Regions from separate parts of the Homo sapiens genome. Here region 2 is linked to region 1. Evidence: chromatin contacts called from ENCODE Hi-C or POLR2A ChIA-PET data. All regions are on one chromosome and are shown on one strand. The core of a region is the stretch at or near the end of the contact, and the rest is flanking DNA. Distances in the headings are between cores, read along the strand shown. Region 1 overlaps RIN2 (Ras and Rab interactor 2). Region 2 overlaps RIN2 (Ras and Rab interactor 2).

Region 1 (3,379 bases), core at 354-2,853:
ACACCTGCCCTGTCTGGCCCCACTGCCAGAGGAAGGAGTCAGACGTCTGAACAAGAGGATGGGGTGAGGTAGAACATTGAGAGGAAAACCCTAAGCTTCAGAGAACCTGCAGAGCCTAGCAGAAATTATTTGGTAGTTGCAAATAGTGCAAAACTGAATAATAGGAAACTGGATTTGTGAAATATCCTATGTCCTTGTCACTCCTAACAAAAGACATGAATGCCATTGGTCAGCCAAGACAGACTTTTAAACATGCCTGAACTTCTGAGGCACAATTGCTGCCACCAAAACCACCTTTCTGGTGATGGCAACAGATATCTCTGAGAGCATTACATGGATTTTTATGACTCTTTCATAGACACACAAAATACTAAGTTATTTTGGAGAACTGTTACTTTCTTTATGCTTTTCCCTTGCTAATTTCTGGAGTCTGGTTGTGTGATGGTATTAAATATTAATACCTGTTATCGGCACATTTACTATGTTTAGAAGGTGTCATGGTATGTTGTTATTTTGATATTAGACACTGTGCTTCCGCTGACTGTCCACATGGAATCCGTGGGCTTACAAGGAAGACATTCTTCAGAGGAGGCTATCTGTTCTCCGGCCCACTTCCTAAGAGAAAGCATGGAAATTTTAAGGCTCTAATCCTACAACACATGGATGCAAAGACATGCACAAACACACAGCGTGGTCAATTTGCTTCACTGGTCGATATATTTCACTGGGAGTTTAGCACGTGTTTCCGTGGACTTTTTTCATTGTGTGATCTTCAATGCTGATGTGTTGACTTGGACAAACACCCGGAGACTTCTCTAGAATTCCAATTTGTGCAAAAATGAAAGGGCTGAGAAACATGATTGGCTAGTGGACTTGTAGAGAATAAAGTAGGTTTGTATGCTATAGAGAGAGGAAAGATCTTCAGATCATAGAACTCTGTAAGAAAAATCCAACCACAGAGAGAACACATGGACTCCCTAAACTCTTTCATTTCTTTGGTATTTCAAAGTGGTATCAAAAAATATGTATTTTTTTCCAGACCGGTTGCAGTGGCTCATGCCATCCCAGCACTTTGGGAGGCCAAGGCGGTCGGATCACTTGAGGCCAGGAGTTCAAGACCAGCCTGGCCAACATGGTGAAACTCTGTCTCTAACAAAATTACAAAAATTAGCTGGGCATGGTGGTGCACACCTGTGATCTCAGCTACTCAGGTAACTGAGGCAGCAAGACAATTGATGAACCAGGAAGGTGGAGATTGCAGTGAGCCGAGATCATGCCACTGTACTCCATCCTGGGCAACAGAGTGAGACTCTGTCTTAAAAAAAAAAAAAAAAAAAATTTCCAGCATGTTTTGTGGGTCAACAGCATGGTATGTGTGTTGCTGGCGTTTATCTGTCCTAGGAATTCTTAAAGATAAGCATGGCTCTTCCTATCATCTTATGCTTTAGAGGAAGTCATTCTTTTTTTTTTTTTTTTTTTTTTTTTTCTGAGACAGCGTCTCACTCTGTTACCCAAGCAGGAGTGCAGTTGCATGATTAATGCAGCCTTGACCTTCCAGGCTCAAGCGATTCTTCCACATCATCCTCCTGAGTGGCTGGGACCACAGATACATGCCACCATGCCCAGCTAATTTTCTGTAGAGATGAGGTTTTGCTGTGCTGCTGGGCTCAAGAGATCCTTCTGCCTTGGCCTCCCAAAATGCTGAGATTATAGATGTGAGCTGCTGCACCTAGCCGAGAAAGTCATTCTTTAAAAACCCTTCTCTTTAGCCTAGATGACTTCCTTGTAAAATCCTATGCACTTACTCATTCGGCAAACATTTACTGAGCACATACGTACCAGGCAGCACGTAAGGTATTAAAGACACCACTGTGAACAAGCAGATGAGATCTCTAATGTCTGGTTCCATAAAGGAAGATCTTTTCTTCTTCTCTCTTCAACCTCCATAGAAATGGAACCCACTAAGTCTAAAATAACAGACCGAACATATGGCTTCCTTTAACTATTCCCGATGGCAGCATTTTACTTGGTTAAGATGAGAGCCAGAAATATTTCGTGTCCTACTAGTGACAAATAATGTGGTTTCATGGATAAAGCACTGGTTTCAGTCTAGAGATCTAGTTTCTTACTTTTGCTATCTTTTATTACTTAAGTGTATGAAGAATCAAATAAAAGCCACCTCTTCAGAGACCTTGTGGTTTAGAATTAGTGAATTAAATATAGTGGTGACCTGGAATTGGTTCTCCCTGCTCACTAGAGCTGATTGTTAAAATTTCATGAACTTTCCAAGTCTGTTGATGTCACACTGGTAGCTTGAAACCAGCCATGATGGGAGTATTTACACCACAAAATAGGCAAATGCTAAAACCCGGGGCTTTTATTTCCCAGAAAGCCAGTTGTTAAACATTTCCCTGCGCATCACTAACTAAAGGGAAGGGTAAACACCCTGATGGTGAAGGGGAAAGTTTGGAAAGACATCAGCATATACATGGTCAAAATGAAGGAAAAGAAGCAAATTAGTACATGAGATTCCAGGCAAGATGTATCCTAGAGGCTAATTTATTATATAGGGATGATGTTCCTCTCTTTTTCCTTCATAGCACTGGTTGTCATGACATTTCGACCCAAAACATTGTATTTTATTTATTTATTTTTTAAAAGAGACAGAGCCCCTCACAGAGTCACCCAGTCTGGAGTGCAGTGCTGCAATCAGAGCTCACCACAGCCTCAATCTCCTGGACTCAAGAGATCCTCCCTCTTTAGCCTCCTGAGTAGCAGCTGGAATTACAGGCATGCACCACCACACCTGGCTAATAGACTCAGGACATTTTCATGTAACCCTGTGGACTTTGTTTATGTTCTTTACTCCACTAATGACATAGGCTGTTAGTAAACAAAACAAAAAACATTGTAAGAATAAAGAGTATTGTGTTTAGAATTTCAATACTCCATTGCTGGGCCAAAGAATATTCCTAGAGTTTCTGTGGAATTGCTTCTACTTTCATTATTGACTGTCTAAGAATTACAAAATCACTGGTATTGTAGCCATTTCAGAATGAAATGGGTGAAGATGCACTCAACAGAATTTGTGATAGATCCAAACATAAATTGATGAATTTTATCTTGCTTGTAATTTTGGAAAGTGAAAAAAACTTGGTCTGAGAAAAATGATACTGGTAGAAGAAAACCTGATGACAGCTGTCACTAACTACACCCAGTCACACTTGTTATGATGGAACAAGTGACGGAAGCATCAGTCTTACAAAATTCGGACATTCCAAATGTAACCCAGGGAATTTGGAACTTCATAGAAATAATGAAAACAGCCAACACCTCACAGAGCAGGAATCTTAAACAGTAAAGTTTCACGAAGACAAAA
Region 2 (3,470 bases), core at 469-2,968, 38 kb after region 1:
CAAACTAGCGAGATTCCATCTGTACAAGAAATAAAAATATTAGCTGGGCGTGGTGGCACACACCTCTGGTTCCAGCTACTCAGGAGGCTGAGTTGAGAGGATCGCTTTAGCCTGGGAGCTCAAGGCTGCACTCCAGCTCCAGCCTGGGCGACAGAGTGAGATCCTGTCCAAAAAATAAAAAATAAAGAGTTTTGCAGACCACTGCTCCCCAGAAATGATCATCAACAGAAAGCCCTAAAGCCAGTAGGTTTGGGGAACCCCGCATACTTTATTCACTCCCTGGAGACCAACCCTGGACATCAGCATCTGAAAAGTTCTGAGGAGTCTTCAGTGACCTCATTTTATCGAATGTTTAATGTGCTTCCACTGTTGTTCGAGCAGTAGTGTTTGTATTGAAATCGTGCCTGTTCACATCCTACACTGCTTGTGTTGGGTGGAAACCACTTGGGGAGATGCTGCTTGATATACAGATCCTGGCTCCATCTGTGCATTTGAAATTCATAGGCATCTGGAGACAGTGGCATAGAAGCAGTGGGCGCAGGAAAAGTACAACTCAGAGTTTACAACGAGAAAAAGTGAAAACCACCTGACACATAGCTAATGTTTTAGAATGAAAAGTGACTTCCATTCCAATTGAAGTCAGCCCCTGCTGTGTAATTAAGCAGATATTTAAAAAATTTAAAAAAAAAAAAGGCAGGCGGAGTGGGTAAGGTACGACTCCAAATGGCAAAGCCCCAGCTTCAGGGAGGGAGAGGGCCCAGGAGTGAGGAACATAATTAAATAGCTGTGCCACGGTCATCCACCGAATGCCTTATTTCCTTTGTTTTACCAAGAATTGCACCAACCAAGTGATCTGTTGCCAGCCTTCCATATGGCAAATGTAAGCACCTGTCCAGAGTACTAAATGGCTGAGCCCAGGAGCTCCAGAGGAAACTTGTCTGATTGCTCTGCTGCCAATTCCAGGCTCTCTGTTAATTCCATCCATCAAATTATTCTTTTTCTTCTATTTTTCCTAAAATGATAATAGTTATTTTTACTGTGAAATTTAAAAAGTGTAAAGAAGAAAAGAGACCTAAATTGTACCACCTCTAATCACTCCACTCGGGAATGAAGCCAGTGAGCATCTTGACACTAATGCATTCAGATTTTTGTTCTGTCTGTGATTCGACTATATTATGTAAATCCATACATAAGTGCAGCCACAACTATTACTTAAGTGAGCTCAGAGAACACATACTTTTCACAACTTGTTTATTTCCACTTAATAACATATCACTATATTGATATATTGACATACAATATATCGATATATACTGTACATCTCAAGAAATATGTTTTAAAGGCGGAATCGCCTTTTAAAGGCGGAATAGCATTCCATCATATTGGGGTACACACTTTATTTACCCAGTCCACAGCTGTTTGACATTTAGCACTTTTTCCCCTGTTCACTATCATAAATGATATTGCCCAAAGCATTCTTTTACATGTATCTGATTATTTCTTTGGGTCAATTCCTAGAAGTAGAAATGCTGAATCCAACAGTTTTCATACTTTAATGTTGATATACACATTCAGATTGTCTTCTAGAAAGAGCAAGTCATCTTTTTTCTCTAGTGCTTGTAGAAAACCCAGTGAAGACAAGTGGTAAGAAGCCAGAAATGGTAAAAGGGAAGTGAATGTGACTGTGACACCCACGCCAGTGCATTCCGGAAAGGCAAAGTGGGACAGCTGGGGGGACACCAAGTTAGAGCCAGAAGAGGCACTGGAAACCTGCTCGTCTATTTTAAGCTTAAGGAAACCAAAGGCCAGAAAGGTTAAGCAACCTCCCACCCAAGGCCAAGGTCCCATAGCTTAGATGGATAGCTGTAAACTTCAGGGATAATTTTCAAAAAACGAAAAAACGTGACTCTCATACAAATACATTGTGTGTGTGTGTGTGTGTGTGTGTGTGTGTGTGTGTGTGTCAAAGATTGATTTAACTCATTAATGAGATCAACAGGACATTAAAGCTGGCTCCAAATGGGGCAAAGATTGGGAAAGACTCAGTGGGCAAAAGAATAACACCTTAAACGAACTTTGTCATCTACTATGAGCCACTTTTGCATATCTACCTTTGAAGGTTAGAGATAAGCTTGCTATTGTCAGCATTCAACCACTTTTTGACCTTCAAACAACTCAACTTCAAAAGGTACAACCCAATACAAACCTGGCTAAAGACATAAAAGGCAATACAATTAAAACCTCTGGGGTTCTCTTTTCTACTGGACAAACATCATTTGCAATTTACAGACCTTCCAGAAGTTAGCATCTGACTTTACGGAGTCTGGGCCTTAATTAAAAAAAAAAAAAAAATCAGACAAAATACAAAATGACATCTGGGATGACACTTAGGTAGATGTGTTACGCAGAGCCCAAGTATGCCTTTGCAAGGGAATATTTTGTGCTTTATTGAAGTTGGCATAGTTATATTTGCTGTAAGAACAGCCTTTGGTGGCTGAACTATGTGTGGGAGAACAAGGTTGATATTCACGGCAAATCTACTCAAGCTACTCTCCAATGGAGTTTCTCTGAAGGCTGGGAGGCTGGAAGGCCCCGCAGTGAATTGTTGCTCTCACTTCTCATGGAGTGGGCTCCAGGCTTTGTGTTTCCCCAGGAAGCTGAGGTGGAGCAACTGTTTGCCATGTGGGAATCTGCTCTTGTCAGCCTTCCAGCTGGGGGATGACAGATGCCGTGCGAGAGTCCCGGTTATATCCAGAGAGGGTTTTAGGGAGAGCTCAGGATGCTGGAAGGCCTGCCGGTCATCTGCCAGTTTCTATTTTGTAAATTCCAGGATGCTGGTCCCCACACAGCATGTTTGTCACTAACAATGCAACCAAACAAGTCACTAATATTTGACCTATACACCTGCAGGCCCCTTCAACCTGAGCTCTATGAAGACATAAGTCAGCACATTTCAGTTATAAGATTTTCAAAATGTTATCCCTGAAATCATTTATATCCTGTAGTCAATGGTGTATAAAAGTGGCAGGGCTCTTTTTCTTGATACTATATAAAATAAGAGTGTGTGTTATCATTAATAGTATCTTAAATTTGTGGCCAGGTGCAGTGGCTCACACCATAATCCCCGTACCTTGGGAGATCAAGGCGGGCAGATCACTTGAGCTCAGGAGTTCAAGACCAGCCTGGCCAACATGGTGAAACCCCGTCTCTACTATAAATACAAAAATTAGCCAGGCGTGGTGGCATACACCTGTAATCCTAGCTACTTGGGAGGTTGAGGCAGAAGGATTGCTTGAACCCAGAAGGTGGAGGCTGCAGTGAGCCGAGATCATGCCACTGCACTCCAGCCTGGACAACAGAGCTCAGAAAATAAAAAATAAAATAAATAAAAATGTGAAAGTGCACATTATGTATTTTTCTTCCCTATTGTAGACCCAAAGCCTGATGCTTAATAAGTACTCTATAAACAC

The links. A loop is a pair of places that touch in the nucleus more often than their neighbours do. ChIA-PET counts read pairs that join two places held with the same protein, here RNA polymerase II (POLR2A). Pooled maps may share reads with other maps.
Region 2: a map of Caco-2 shows a loop between it and region 1 (2.1-fold over the local background). The contact joins two enhancer-like sites. A Hi-C loop is called at or near these places in 4 of 168 maps with a recorded cell type or tissue (Caco-2, PC-9, gastrocnemius medialis and 1 more) and 2 of 50 pooled maps. POLR2A ChIA-PET finds 5 or more read pairs at or near these places in 8 of 52 experiments (GM12878, HEK293, HepG2 and 5 more).

The regions. Positions count from the first base shown.
Region 1 is chr20:19,878,933-19,882,311 of GRCh38, forward strand. All of the region lies in intron 2 of RIN2 (Ras and Rab interactor 2), which reads left to right. Among named protein-coding and RNA genes, the nearest start is that of RIN2, 120 kb to the left of the region's middle. Within about 2 kb of position 1,604, at least 6 of the 41 ENCODE cell types and tissues checked have a DNase peak (open chromatin) inside an H3K27ac peak, as active enhancers do.
Region 2 is chr20:19,916,431-19,919,900 of GRCh38, forward strand. The region is part of intron 3 of RIN2 (Ras and Rab interactor 2); the gene reads left to right. Among named protein-coding and RNA genes, the nearest start is that of NAA20, 99 kb to the right of the region's middle. Within about 2 kb of position 1,719, at least 10 of the 41 ENCODE cell types and tissues checked have a DNase peak (open chromatin) inside an H3K27ac peak, as active enhancers do.